Linked DNA regions of Mus musculus: region 1 is linked to region 2. A link is a loop called in an ENCODE intact Hi-C map of the cell type or tissue named here. Cell type or tissue: heart. All regions are shown on one strand. Links, peaks and the distances in the headings refer to the core of each region. The heading gives the core; the rest is flanking DNA.

The links. Peaks named below come from ENCODE experiments on the same cell type or tissue, not always from the same donor. Only the 100,000 strongest peaks of a DNase experiment are listed, where the experiment ranks them.
Region 1: it touches region 2 in a loop (2.1-fold over the local background); 13 of 42 quality-filtered maps call a loop at or near these places.

Annotation. Positions count from the first base shown.
Region 1 is chr7:97,762,130-97,769,920 of GRCm38, forward strand. Gm39050 (a long non-coding RNA gene) reads right to left here. Exons shown (of 3, transcript XR_869802.2): 2 at 5,823-5,977. Among named protein-coding and RNA genes, the nearest start is that of Aqp11, 28 kb to the left of the region's middle. In heart, for the core only: no CTCF peak of the experiment used is centred there; a DNase peak (open chromatin) is centred at 3,242.
Region 2 is chr7:97,838,690-97,846,480 of GRCm38, forward strand. Pak1 (p21 (RAC1) activated kinase 1) reads left to right here and starts at 4,250. Exons shown (of 15, transcript NM_011035.2): 1 at 4,250-4,452. In heart, for the core only: no CTCF peak of the experiment used is centred there; a DNase peak (open chromatin) is centred at 4,332; H3K4me3 peaks cover 978 bases; H3K27ac peaks cover 716 bases.

The DNA.
Region 1 (7,791 bases), core at 1,982-4,481, 77 kb before region 2:
TCTGGAATTAACTAAAATCCAAGTGGCTGGATACGCCTGTGAGGGTTTTTGTTTTTGTTTCTTAATTAATTCATTTGAAGAGGGAAGACCCATTTTTAATATGGATCTTTTGAGGTGGAAAGACCATACCTTCTTCTGGCAGCCTATATAAAGGACATGGAAGAAGGAAGCTTACTACCTTTGCCTGCTCGTTCTCCCTCGAAATGGCAAGTCCATTCCTTCACTGGCATTAGAGCCTACTTCTTTGAGACTCTAGCAAATATTGAAGACCAACTGAGACTATTACTAGATTCTTGGACCTTCCATTAGTAGACAGCCATTTTTGGGCTAGTCTGATCACAGCCTGTAAGCCATTCTAATAAACCATATATATTTAACATAAATTTATACATAACATAAATAATGTATTATGAATATATAAAATTATATACATATATTCATTCTACAAGTTCTGCTCCTTTAGAGACCCCTGATGGATGTAACAGGAGTTCTTAGAGTTCCCTGGAATAACCAAATTGTGGGCTAACTGGCAGTCGGTCCCAATGCCTTCTGGAAAACATCCCTGAGCATGCTGTGGAAGCTCTCTGAACCTCCTGTGTAACCCATGTATCCTTACAACAATGCCATTTTGCAAATGAGCAAAATGAGGCATTAGGAAGCTCAGGCCTCATTGAGTCATGGCTCACCAGAAGCCAATGATGTGCATTAACAAACCAATGTTTTCCAGGCACATGCTATGAAATTCAATTAAAAATAATTGAAGGATTTATATAGTCATCACACCTATATTATGGGGCTCACAATTTCCAAGAGATTTTAGTGGTGGAGACAGCTTTCTCCCTGGCAGTAGGGCATGTAGCAGTGGCTCTTTACAGGGTGCAGAAGGCAGGGATTATAGACTTCAGAGAGACTTGAGTATGACCTTGAGTAAGGGAGCCTGTCCTCTGCCCGCTACCTGTTGCTAGGATTGACGTCACTGAATGGATAAATGAGAACTCTTACCACCTTTTGCTCCTTCAAATGCTTTCCCTAGAATCCAGGTAGGCTGTAATCTCTGAACCAACAGCCAGAATCACACAGAGTCATATCAGTGATATGTGACTTTGTCTGTCTGTCCACCTTGCAGAATTATCATGAGTGAGGTGACATTTGTAAAGTTACACGAGTCAGTGAGAGAAACGAAAATAAAAATTACACTGAGATCCCGCCTCACCGGGGTCAGAATGGCAACCTCCAAGAGCAAACAGCACGTGCACGAGAGCACACACACACACACACACACACACACACACACACACAGATACTGGCCAGCATTGTTTGGTAAAAGGAGAATCTCATCCATTGTGAGAGTGTAAATTTGTCCAGTAGCTAGGAAGGTTACTCCAAATACTGAACATAGACTTCCCATGTGACCCAGCATTATCTGGATATTTATCCATGGCCAGAGTCAGCACACCACGGAGATAGATGCACACGCAGCTGCTCACAGTAGGTAAGGTATGGAGACAGCCTGGATGCCCAGCAACAGAGGAATGGGTAAAGAAAATGTCTGTGGACAATGGAACTGTTTTCAGTGATGAGGAATAGTTATGTCACTTGTTAAAATGGAGGCAACTGGAGATAATCAAACTAAGTAAATTAAGCCAGTCAGAAGGACAGATGTTAGCCAGGCAGTGGTGGCCACGCCTTTAATCCCAGCACTTGGGAGGCAGAGGTAGGTGGATTTCTGAGTTCGAGGCCAGCCTGATCTACAGAGTGAGTTCCAGGACAGCCCGGGCTACACAGAGAAGCCCTGTCTGAAAAACCAAAAAAAAAAAAAAAAAAAAAAAAAAATAATAATAATAATAATAAAATAAAAAAAAATAAAGACAGATGTTGTATGTCTTCTCTCATTTGTGGATCCTAGATTTTATACATTCATAAAACCATACATATACAACGACTTGAAAGCACTGAAGCAAAACTATCCATGGAGAAACGAAGCAGGGAGGGAGGGAGGAGGGGAGAGAGGAGGGCGAGCAAGGGGAAGATGGGGAGGGAGATGATGGGGAAGAGGGGGTAAGAAAGGGGAGGGTAAGCAAGGGGGGTGGGGAAGGGGTGAGGAAGAGGAGGATGAGGAAGGGGAGGGCAAGGAGGGAGTGAGGAAAGGGAGGGTGGGGAAGGGGAGGGTAGTGAGATATAGAGACAAATAGGCTCAAAGTTCATTATATATGTACATGAAAATGGCCCTGTATAATCCAGTATAGTAAAAAAAAAATTAAATGTAAAACCCAATGCTCATTTTGAGTATGGTGGTGTTCACCTTTAATCCCAGCACGTGGGAGGCAGAGGAAAGGTGGATTTCTGTGAGTCTGAGGCCAGTCTGCTCTATGAAGTGTGATCCTGCCCCCACCAAATGCTACCTAGGCCATAAGGAGTTGCTGATGAGTGACATAATTGCCATGTGCTTGGCTGGGCCTAAATTAGGGGCTTTGGACACAGATGAGTGTGAGTCTGCGCCCTGAGAAGGCACAGGCAAGCGTATGACTCTGTCTCCTTGTTCTGATGTGAGCCCAGGAGGAAACTTTTAAAACCATCTTTAGCCACTGACACCATTATGTCATCCAACTTCTCGGTTAGCATTTGATTAACGTCCTCAGGGCACGAGGGGCGCCAGCACACAGCCTTGTCTCAGGGACAACTTTCTTATACTTAGTCATGAAATTATTTTTGTCCCGAAGCTCAAAGACACAGTTTTAAGAGAAGCAGGTTCTGACTGGAGGAGGACGCTCAGGGAAAGGAGCAGGGTCTGAGATCTGATTGGAAGAGGGGACAAGGAGCAGCGGCTGCGATCGGCTCCAAATGGGGTCACATCATGGCTCTACCACACACTGGCTATTTGACTTTGGTGAAATTACACAATGGTCCTGAGTTTCAATTTCCTGGCCAGAAAAGTGGTGGGTAATTCTCATTTTCTAAGATTGTAATGAGGGGACTCTCGGAGGGGGCATGCAATCATTCCGTCCTCTCCATGCCCTGTGGTACCACAGCAAGCCTCAAGCTTGTTAATTTCATCCTCAGCGGAAGCCCGAATCCCTACTCCTGCCTACACAGACAGATGTGAGTCACCCATCTACAAAGGCTGGGATCCTGCCAGAGACAAAGTTTGGTCTGTAAAGTCACAGGCTTCCCTTCTCACAGAAACCAGATAAATAACCATAGGCTGGGTAGGAGGAGAAGAGAGTGGAGCCGGAACTCACCACCAACGGCAGAAACGGGGGAGAAGTGGGAAGTGGGGAGAGAGGAAGCAGGCAGGCTGGAGGGAGCAGGAACTAGAAAGGAGAACCACCACAATGACCAGCCTCCTTTGCGTGGCTGTCTGCAATAGATAGATGGTCCACTGCCCACAACGTTCTGAGGCTCCTGGGCATCTGACTTGGAATGAGCTCTTTGGCTCCTGGGGTTTATTTAGGCCAATGCCGCCTATTTCGTTCTTCATGTAGCATGCCTCTTGTGAGCCTCGAAGCAGAAGATAAAGAGACACGGCCTCCTCCAGGAGTCATGGTGCTCTGAAGGAAAAGAACTCAGCTCTTGCCGACCTGAGACCAGGCACACACAGTCAGGCTTTGCGGTTGGGTTGGCATGGTCTCGAGTACCACGTGACTTCCTTGTTAGGCGCAGCTCCTACTGGAAATACTAAGGATATGGGACTCTGTTTCTAAGTCAAATTGGAGTCTAAGCCTCCATTCTGACTAGGAACTGTATGGTCGATGTAAAAAGCCACCTTCCAAAGATGACACGAAATGTTGTGATCACATGCACGGTTCAGATTTAGTTGTCCTCGCGGCTTATAATTAGACCTTGTTGTCAGGAAGAAAAAAAAAACCTGAAAGCAGCTGTATTTCACTGCTGTTCAGATCTGTGACTGACCCAGTTCTTTTAAATTAAAAACGTGGTGCTGGTGTTTGTCACGTCTTTGCACCTTGCTCACATCTTCTAAGTGCCGGCAGTGTTCTCTGAACTGTGGGTGTGGAGGGGGAGGTGCCTGGTGAGGGCTGTGGACTCGCCTCAGGTAGACTCTGGCAACAGTGCTTCATCTGAACTTTACCTCCATGACTGCAAAGGAGAGGGCAGAGTAGATTCTTAAAGGTTAGTCTTAAGTGTGATGGATCTGCGGTATCCTAGGGTTTTATGCTGGTGAAGAGAAACCATGACCACAGCAACTCTTATAAAGGAAAACAGTTAATTGGGGTTGGCTTATACTTCAGAGGCTTAGTCCATTACTGTCGTGGTGGGAGGCATGGTGGCATGCAGGCAGACATAGTGCTAGAGAAGTAGTTGAGCATTCTACATCTGGATCTGCAGGCAACAGGGAGACAGTGAGCCACCAGGCTCGAATTGAGCTTCTGAAACCTCAAAGCCCACCCCGCAGTGACACACTTCCTCCAATAAGGCCACACCCACTCCAATAAGGCCTTAAGAGTCTATGGGGGCCATTTTTACTCAAACCACCACATGGGACCAGAGAGATGACTCAGTGGGTAAAGGCATTTGGCACCGAGTCTAGAATGCCAAGATATGAACTCAATTCCCAGAACCTACATGATGAATGGAGAAAAGTTGTCTTCTAACCTCCATATGTGCCCCAATCCACCTGAAAAATAAATATTAAAAATTTTTAACATGCTAGCTCTGGGGCCGAGGCTACAGCTCAGTTGGTAATTACTCAGAGGTAGGCAGCATTCACAAATTGAGCAGGTTAGAGCGGCAGCTGTCCTCTTCCTTGCAGTTCAGAGGAAGCTCTGCCTCTGGAGTTTTCCTGAGGCGGGGCCCCTGCCTTCACCAGGGCCCTCCTCCTCCACACCCACAGTTCAGAGAACACTGCCGGCACTCTGGCACTCAGAAGAGTGTGAGCAAGGGCACACTTATAACCTCAGCGCCAGAGAGGTAGAGGCAGAGGACCAGGATTTCAAGGTCATCCTCTGAAAGCAAGTTGGAAGCCAGCCTGGGATGTATGTGATGCTGTCCACCACCCCCGCTCCCCCCCCCCCCCCAAAAAAAAAAGAATCTTAACCAGGCATGGTGATGAAAGTCCAGAATCGTAGCACTCAGGAGCCAGGAGCAAGATTGTTCCAAACTTGAAACCAGCTTGGTTTTCGTATTGAGACCATGTCTCAGTGCTCATCTCTCCTCTGGGACAAAAAGGCAGCTTATTTGGAGGCAAATTGTTATGGAATTTGTTATGGCGTCTTCATGGCAGAGGTGAGCCATAGCCTCCACCCTCAGACGTCCTGCCTCCCACTGCCCATATTCCTGTGGTGCTTGGTACCATAGGGCACACTCTGATTGGTCCTAAGTTGGCATCAATAGCTTTGTACCATCTTGCTGGTTCTGTTAGTATGGTGGGCAGTGTAATGGTCACTGTTACCAACCTGGAGGGACTGGTGGTAACTATATGTGATAGTTACTGTGAACCATACCACACATCTAACTCAGCCAGGCTCGTTGGCTCATGCCTGGAATCCCAGCACTCAGGAGGGTTAGGCAGGATTAGCATTGTGAGTTAGAGGCCAGCATGGGACTGCACAGTAGAGAATCTAAGGACAGCCTGGGCTACAGAGTGAGGAAACAGGAAAAGAGGAAACAACAGTTCTGTATCCTCTATGCCTAAGTCTTTATCTATATTTAATCTCCAGCTCTATCAAAATTCAAGGTATCCTCAACTCAACTTCCCCTTGGCAGGGCCCTCGAAAATCTGTAGTCATCTCTGTGCCATCTACATGCAGAATTGTCTCGGTGGAAATCAAAAGTGATCTTAATTGATTGTGATGAAACGGTTTTACCTTTGCAAGATTTCAGGGACATATGTGGGAACATATGGCTGTGTAGCCTCAGTGGTGCAGCTCTTCCAGGTCCAGGAAGAGGCCTGTGCCAGGCCAGCAAGCTTCCTTCAGTCAAAAATGGGGGGAGGCGTCAGACTGCAGGCCCCCAGGTAAGCCTGTAAAATCAGGACAAGAACAGAACAGAGACAGCTTCGAGCACATGACGTCACAGGCAGTGAGATTATGCCGGCAGCTGTCAGAGTCGCTGTTCTCCTTAAAGTGTTCTAAACAAACTTGTTCTCTTCAGGAGAGCCAAGTGTGTGTGTGTGTGTGTGTGTGTGTGTGTGTGTGTGTGTGTGAGAGAGAGAGAGAGAGAGAGAGAGAGAGAGACAGAGACAGAGAGATAGAGAGAGACAGAGACAGAGAGATAGAGAGAGACAGAGACAGAGACAGAGACAGAGAGACAGAGAGAGAGACAGACAGAGACAGAGAGACAGAGACAGAGACACAGAACAGACAACAGACTGGGTTATATAGTGAGTTCTAGTTAGCTTGAGCTACAAAGAGAGATGATGTCTCCCAAAAACTATAATAACACATGATAATGATAATAATAATAGTAAATACAGATGGTGTCCAATTTACAACAATTTTAGTTTTTCAGCTTCTTGATGGTGTTTAAGCAAACCACCACCAGAAACTTTACACTTCAGATTTTGAGTTTTGATCTCTCCCAGGAGAGCAGAATGCCAGGCCATTCCCACCATGAGATCTTGAAGGTAAACAATTGCTGTTTCATAGTTCCTATTTTCTCAGCAGTTTTGAAGTATGGGTATTCAATAAATGACTTGAGACATTCAACTCTTTATTATAAAACAGAAAATAGGCCTTGTGTCTGGTGATTGTGCCCAGCTGTAGCTTATGAGAGTTCGAAGCGTGTTGGAGGTAGGCAAAGCTGAGCTGCAGTGCTGGGTAGGGTAGTGGTATCCAGTGTCTTTTGCACATAGGAGAGTCCCAGTGGGTTTATTGAGATGTCACCATTGTAACCAGTGAGCATCTGCAAGACTCATAGAGCTGTTGGGACAGGGCCGCACATAGAAAGCAGGCTGTTGTCCTTCCTCCCAGTACACTGCTTATCCAGTCTCAGGTGCTGATGACTCTAACATTTAGCAGGTGTCTAGGTCACTCTTTTCGGAAGGGTCTTTGGAACAAGTAAGAATGTCTTACCAGTCTGGGGCTGCTCAGCCTGACCTTATCTCAAAGGAACAAAACTAACTACTGGGGTGTGGTTATCATTCTGTCTAAGCTCCACCCCACAGTTACCTGGCAATAGCCAGGTAGGCCTGGCCCACTATAAAAGGGGCTGCTTGCCCCCTCCCTCCTCTCTTGCCTCTCCCTCTTGCTCCCCTCCCCCACCCCTGTTCCCTTTCCCCTTCTCTTCACGTGGTCATGGTCGGCCTCTACTTCTTTACTCTCTCCCTCTCTCTGCCTTTCTCTGTCTCTACTACCCTCTTAACTTCCCTCTCCATGCCTTCAATAAACTCTATTCTATACCATACTGTCTCTCGTGGTCCCTCAGTGGGAAGGGATGCCTCAGCATGGGCCCACTGAGGCACCCCTCCCCCTATACTTCATCACACCCCCATAGAACATATTCTTATACCTCTTTATCTTTTTATAAACACACCAGGTGCGGGATGTAGCTAAGAACACGTACATGTAGCTGAACATTTGTCCAGCATGTGTGAGGTGCTGGAGTCCATTTGCTGCAAAGGCAAGCAAGCAAGCAAGCCAGCCAACAGAATCACTCTGTGGTCCACAGGTCCTGGCTGGAAGTTACAGGCTGTCTTAGAAGGTAAAGGGGTGGTGCCAAGCAACTCCAGCAAGTCATCCTCTGACCTCCACAAGCATGCTGTGGCATATCTGGTTTTACATACACACACATACACACCACAAAGAATTAAAAATTCTTTTTTTTTTTACAACATCT
Region 2 (7,791 bases), core at 2,820-5,319:
CACTAACTGAGAGAGTAGGAATGCCATTTATTGTGGAGGGAGATAACTGAAAGAGGAAGAGACTTTGGACCTGATGACAGTTTTGTCTCCAGTCTTAACAATTATTAGCTGACAGAGAGTAAGAGCCAGGTCTTGTGATCTTTGTATATATAGCACTGTATCTGGTGTGTAGAACATATTCTTGAATGGTGACTGGATGTGAGATTATTTATTATTTCCATGAAACATTGGACTATTTCCTAAACAGTGTCATGCTCTTCTTTTTGGGCTTTATATGTAATGTCAGTACCTTTGTCTATGAAATTCTACCTTTTCATTAAGGTAGAATTTCATAGACAAATATTGGGAGGTCAGCTTTCCTCTACTCTCACATATCTGAGATAGTTTCTAAAGAGAAAAGTTTATCTTGGTTTATAGTTTTGAGGTTTTGTTTCTTTTGGGCCTGTGGTGAGGCAGCACATTATGTCAGGGAGTGCATTGTGGATCATAGACATTCCCCTCATGACTAGGAAGCATAATTGAGGAAGAAGAATGGGCTGGATCCCAATCATCTCCTTCAAGAGCACATCTCTCATGCTATCAAAATCTCCTACAATGCCCTAACTGTTAAAGGTCCTACCATTTTCCAACGGCACCAAGCTGGGGACCAGGCGTTTAACACATGGGCCTTTGGATAAATTCTAGATCCAAACTGTGATAAGCCCTCTACCTCCCTTTCCCTTTTACCGCCTGCCTGCCTGCCTGCCTGCCTGCCTGCCTGCCTGCCTGCCTGTATATTTTTGTAGTGTAAATGTGTCATGGCATGAGAGTCAGGACAGTTTTGTGGAGTCAGTTCTCTTTTCCCACCTTTTTGTGGATTCTGGGAATTGAACTTAGGTTGTCAGGCTTTTCTGCAGCCAATGTTTTTAACCCACCTAGCCATTTCACTGGTCCTAGAATATTGCCAGTGTAATGTCAGCTCATTAGTTGGTGGATCTCCACTCTCCACCCCCAACCCCGAGCCTGGGATTGAACCTAGGACCTTGTGCATTTTAGTCAGGTGTTCCACTGAGCTACACTCCCCAGCTGCTTTCCCTTCCTTCCTTCCTTCCTTCCTTCCTTCCTTCCTTCCTTCCATCCATCCATCCATCTATCTGTCTTTGTTTTGATTAGATTTGTTTTCTTTTTTATTCCCCCCACCCCCCCCCCTTTTTTTTTTGAGACAGGGTTTCTCTGTGTAGCCCTGGCTGTCCTGGAACTCACTCTGTAGACCAGGCTGGCCTCGAACTCAGAAACCTGCCTGCCTCTGCCTCCCAAGTGCTGGAATTAAAGGCGTGCACCACCACCACCCTGCTAGGTTTGTTTTCTTATTGCTGAATTTTAAGACTTCTTTGTGTATTTTGAATACAAATCCTTTATGTTCTTTATGTGCATAAAGCACAATCTGTACATGTACTTTGCAAATGCTTTTTCGTCATCGGTGTCTTCTCTTTTCATTTCTTAACATTGTCTTTTGAAGAACAGTTTTATGTTTTAATCAAATTCAACTTGTCTAGGTTTTCTTAAATGAATTGTCTTTGATAATGGCATCTAAAAGGCTATTGCAAAATCAAGGTCATCCAGATTTCTCCTGCATTGTCTTACAGACATTTTATAGTCTTGAAATTTAGATCTATGGTCCATTTTGAGTGTGTGTGTAGCTTATAAAGTCTATGTCTAGGTTCTTTCCTTCTTTTCTGTCACTAATACTATATAAATCAGAATGAAGAACAGAGTATGAAGTATGACCATTTTAAAACCAATTTAGAACTGAGTAATGGTATGGAACTATAATTCCAGTACTCAGGAAGCTGAGATAGAATTATCAGGAGTTCCGGGTTCTCCTAGGGTCCATAAGTAAATTCTAGACAAGCCTGGGTTGACACACTGTTTCACAAAACTAAACCAAATTAAACAACAACAACAAAAAAACAAACGTAGCAACAACAACAACAACAACAAAGAGATCATAAGAGGGAGGTTAGATTTCCTGGAACTGGAGTTACAAATGATTTTGAGCCACCATGTACGTGCTTGGGACTGAACCCAGCCAGGCAACAAGTGCTATAGTGCTGAACCATCTCTCGAGCATTCTGTCTGCCTACCTACCTGCCTGTCTGTCTGTCTGACACTCTCTCTCTCTCTCTCTCTCTCTCTCTCTCTCTCTCTCTCTCTCTCTCGTGTGTGTGTGTGTGTGTGTGTGTGTGTGTGTGTGTGTGAGTGAGGGGGTGGAAGATGGAGAATGGGAATGAATCATGTGTCACGGTGTGCATGTGAAAACAGAGAAAAACATGTAGGAAGGAGGAGTTGGTTCTCCCTACCCTGTGTCACAAAGATGGAACTAAGGTCAGCAGTCTTGGCAGCTTGGCAGTTCTTTTACCTACTGTCCCACCTTGCTGGGCCCAGTTTTTTTGTTTTGTTTTGTTCTCAAATGTAGAAATTCATGTCTCCTTTTCCAAATACTGTAAGTATTCAGGGCTTAGGAAGGGTAAATAATAAAAGAGCTGAGTTCTTTTTATATAGAGTTCTTCCTCTGCATTAGACTAATTTGGGCCAATGAGTGGTAGTGCAGACATTTGTCAGGAAAGATGGCTGCATGTTGTATAAGTCAGGCTTCATGGTGGTCACCGACTCTTTGGTGACCAACAGTTAGTTATCTGTTGTAAACAAAACAGAAATAAATAGGAGGACTAAAAAGAAACATAGGCTTAAGATTCAGTCGGCAGTACATACATGGTTACGTCATTTGCTGGTTGTATAACCCTGGAGCAGTCACTGTGCTTTCTCATCCATTGCTTCCTGTCTTACACCTGCTCTGCTGGGCTGCTTTCCAGCAGCATCTTCAGCATGTGTTACTTACTGTCATCTTAGACGTTTGTTTAAGTTAGTACAGTTTCTGCTTTCCGATGCCTGAAGCTCTAAAAAACTCTTTAACTGTGTACTTGCCCATACTTCTTTCCATTGATCAAGGATCTTTTAAAACATCAATTGTTGTTATCCTGTTTTTTCCCAGAACCCTTAGAGCAGAATCTAAACTTCTGAGCCTGTGAGATGGCTCAGTGCATAAAGATTTCTGGCACTAAGCCAGACAACCCAAGTTTGAACCTTAGGACACATGTGGTAGAAGTAGAAAATTGATTCTCATGAGTTATCCTCTGATCTCTACATGCATACCATGGTATATATGTGCCACCTACCCTCACCCCATAACAAATAATTAAAACCCTCTAAACTCATTAGTTATGGCCTGGAAGAGATAACTGCATAACTTGATTCCAGTCATGCGCCTCAAGGGCAAGGGATGAGTTGGGTGAGTGTAGTGAGTGATGATGGGAGATACTGACTTCTGGGTGTACAGGAAATATGTGAAGGTACATTTTTTAACATTTCAGTCTTAAGGAAGCACCGTTTATTGGGATGGGGAAGACCAGAGTTGTTTCTTTAATGTGTCATCCAGCTCCAAGTTCTATTGTAGTGACTGGTATCTGACAAGTGCTAAAGAAATTCTGAGAGTGGTGTAGGGCCTACTTCATAACTCTGTGAAATAGACATAGGTTTGTAAAGTGTGGGGACACATAGTAAATAGCCCTTAACAAATAGTAGCTGTTGCTGAACTTTCTCTGTTCAAAGGAGGTGGTTGGTATAGGGACCACCTTATTATCTTTCATGGGACACATTTTAGAGAGTCAGCAGAAAAGAATAATTTCCCCCTCTCCATTCTAGTCTGAATGAATCTTGAATCTAATTTGAGTAGGTCTTGATTCCGGGGTTCAAGAGGACTCCCACAGGCTCTAGAACAGCTGTTCTCAGCTTATAGGTCCAGATCCCTTGAGGGGTTGTTGAACTACCCTTTCACAGGGGTCACCTAAGACCATTGGAAATGTCAGATATTTACATTACAATTCATAGCAGTAGCAAAATTACAGAATTACAAAATTATGAAATAGCAACAAAATTAATTTTATGATTGGGGGTCACCACAATGTGAGGAACTATATTAAAGAATCGCAGTGTTAGGAAGGTTGAGAACTACTGCTCTAAAAAGCCTGTCTGGTACCTCTTGTTGGAGCCTGGGTTGGGAGAACAGCAGAGACAATCAGAACATTGGTTATGTATTTGTTTCCCGCCCCTCAGCGCCTCTTCAGAAAAAAAGGGGCGGGGGCAGCGCTCTCCCCGCCTCCTTTCCTTCCTTTCTCTGTTCCTCCCTCCCTCCCCGCCCCTTCACTAAGCCTCTGTGTCTTTGCTGCCGCCCTACGTGGGCCTGAGTGTGCTGCGCCTTGGGAGCTGGGTGGCTGCGCTGCGGCGCTTAGCCGAATCCAGCCTGTCAGGCTGGTTCAGCCCGGGCTTTGTCCCAACTGCTGAGCAGGGAGAGGTGCGGCTCTGCGACAGATACACAAGATCATCAGAGATGCTGGGCCCCGGACCCACCGCCAGGTAATGCTGGCTTTCCCTGGGCCTGGCATAGCTAGACTGAGAGCTGGGGTAGAAGGAGCGGGTGTCTTTCTGCCTTCCGGGGAAGGGAATGGGGAGAACATTACATTTCACTTATATTAAGGGATTCTTAATAAGGAAAGGGCCTGGTGGTGTAACATTGAGATAAGCCCCTCAGGGCTAGGCCTGTGCTGGAATAAGGCATCTGGCTAGGGAAGGTTATGAAGGGGAAGCTGGATTTTTTGGGGAACTGCATGCCTCAGGGGCCCCACTCCTTTGTAAGCATGCTTCTGCATGGTGGCCAGGGTGATGCTTTTCTGTGCCTTGGTTTAGCTGCGGTTTTCCTGGGACCCGGAATACTGTTCTCTGGTTGGAGATGTAGTGAAGATAGGAGACCCCTGCAGCTGTTCCTGGTCAGGCAGTCTCTATGAGCCTTAATTTCCTTATTTGAAGAGAAGGGCTTAGCATTCTGTAACTGTGCCTTTCCTAGGCTGTAAAATTTACCTTGGAAAGGTGAGCTAGGTAGAGACAGAGGAGCCAGCCTTCCATATGCATCTTGCCGGTCTGTTTAGAACCAGTGACTTCATAAAGTGCTAATGCTTCTGTTGGGGCTAAGAGTAGATATGTTGAGTGTGGGGTGTGGGGTTGAGAAGAAACAGGTGAACGCATGCTAATTTTTTTTCCTGAACTGGCCAATTCTTTGATACTTAGATCACTGCTATAAACTAGGCTGTCTTCTCTGGTGCACTGTTATTGATCTGCTAAGTAAATAACAGACCTTGACACTATGTAATATCTTAATCACTGTAATTCCTTCCTTTATTATCTGGCACCAAGAAATACAAATACTAACCTATGCTGATTATTTTGGACCTTTCTCATCTTGGTTACAGAGGAGCTATGCATTCCCTCTGGGAAGCCTTCCTGCTCTTCCTTTCTTCCTCCTCTTCCTGCTGGTCGGCTTTCCTTGCCTGCCCCTCACCTGTTTTCTGATCTCACCAGTTTCCTTTCTTCCTTTCCTTGTCTTCACGCTTTCCACTTCTTGTCTCTTTTCCTTCCATAACCATGGTTTCTTTTTTCTGTTTTCCTTTTTCATTTCTTCCCTGGGTCCTCTTCTTCTTGGTTAGGCTCTCTTCTCTTTTCCTTTTAGAATCTTTTATTGTGCTTTCTCATTGGTAGTAAGTTGCTGACTTGGAGGGACCTTTGCTGTGATGTTTGTAAGGTCCAAACATTCTAGCTTCCTTGTTTTGGACCTAAGCTCTGTTTTCCTTATGTGTCAGGCTGTCTCCTTACTGCCCTCAAGCTGTGTTTTGAGGCTTCCTAATAAGTAGTTATTTTTCCTGGGTTTATTCCCCATCCTTTTCCTTGAGAACCAAGGCAGAATGTGGGCAGAAGGAAAAAATCATGGTAGGAAGTCAGGAGCTTGAAGGCTCGAGCTGGAGAACAAGTACAAATACAGCTAGCTAGGAGACCTTCCTGAGAGCCCCTCACTGAGATGAGGGCTGGGAGATAGCCAGTTTCCAGGGGCACAGTGGGATGAAGAGAAGAAGGGGGAGTCTTGGGGCAAGAGTGTTCTTTAGGAAGAAGAGGGTGGCGTTGGCATCAAGATGGGGGTTATTAGGGGGTAAGGGTAGCTGTAGAGGGAACGATTTATAGGCTATGTAAAAGATGTGTAGCCATATAGGTTCATTGTTTTCCCTCCTGATGGTAGGCTCTCTGAAGAGGATTATTTTTGCTCTGCATCTTTCTCCCCCCCCCCCACCCCCCCGCCCTCTCCCGCCCCGTAGTGTCCTAAAGTGAGAGAGTCAGAGGGGAAACAGAGATGAGACTGACAGGGTTATTGTTTCATTGACACTCACTAACTAATATATGCAATGTGTGTGCATGTGTGTATGCATATATACACACACACATACAAGATATCAATTTGGTATCCATCATTAACTGTTCTCTCTGGTTGGTGAGAACATTTGCCACCAAGCATGATGAGATCTGAGTTCTATTCCCATGTTTTATATGGTAGGAGAGACTAATTCCTACGAGATGTCTGGATATGTGAGCTATGGTATGGTCTCACCACTATCCCAACGCACACATGTATAAATAGATGTAATTTTAAAAATAAACATTCTCTCAGTCACCTGTAGTATATTAGTTATGGTGCTGGTTGCTGAGTACTGTTGGTTTTTAAAGGAGGTATTTAGATTCATTTGCTGTGTTCAGATGCAGGTCTAGGGGTGGACCCTCATGTGTAGTGTAGAGGGGAGCACAGGGAGCTATGATAATGTAGTGGAGGAAGACTAAGGTTCAACAAATCAGTGCCAGGGCTGCACTGTAAACTCAAGTCTTCTTTAATTGTGATACACATTTACTTAGACTATGTTATCTTGTGACATTAGGTGCATGTTGTATATAAAGAATTTTCTTGTTTTTTTTTTTCTGTCTTTGGGAATAAAATGTAGATATTAATGAAATAGAAAACAAATTTACATGTGGTAGGTTATTACGCCCTGGCCAAACAAATTCTCAGAAGGAAGCAGACTTTGTCCCTGTTTTTTTCTGGCTGCAGGCCATTTAGGTGACTCACTGCTGAGCACCCTCTCTGAGTTATTTGATCCCTTTCTCTTCCCTGCTCTCTTATATTCAATTTCGGGCACAAGATAGAGAGAGTCCAGAGACCAGATAGGCTAGGTGTTTACTTCACAGACTTCTGTAAGATAAGAATGTAACACCCTGTAGGGCTGGTAGGAACCAGTGAGGCAATGGATGCATGAACACACTTTGTGCAGTGATCCACTCATATTCTTGTTATTCTGGATGCATTCCTAAAACACCTAAGAAGATGCTTAGATGCTGTAGCCCAGAAGCCCAAAGATGCAACTGAGAAATCTAAATTATTTCTCAATTCTTGAGGAATAAAAGAAAAAGAGGGAATATATAGAAAAAGCTTTTAGGATTGGTAGTCCAGCTTCATGCTCAAAATGGAGGTCAGCTGGTACCATAGTGCTTTATTCATGGCAGAGAGACGGTAGGGGGCCAGTATAAAAGATTTCATTTTGAGTGCCTATGATAAGTAGATAAATAGAAGAGAAAGTAATTAAGGTCAAATCTTCATGTAATGGTTGCTGGTTACCTGCTTGCTTATCCAAGTTTCATATACTAAAATGAAAGATACTTATATTAACATTGAAAAGTTGATTATGAAGATAAATAAGTAATTTTATAAAAAATAAAAAATATGATGCTGGAGAGGTGGCATTGGCTGCTTTTCCAGAGGACTTGGTTTCAATTCTCTGCAATGACAGCTCAAAACTGTCTGTAACCCAATTCCAGGGGATCTGG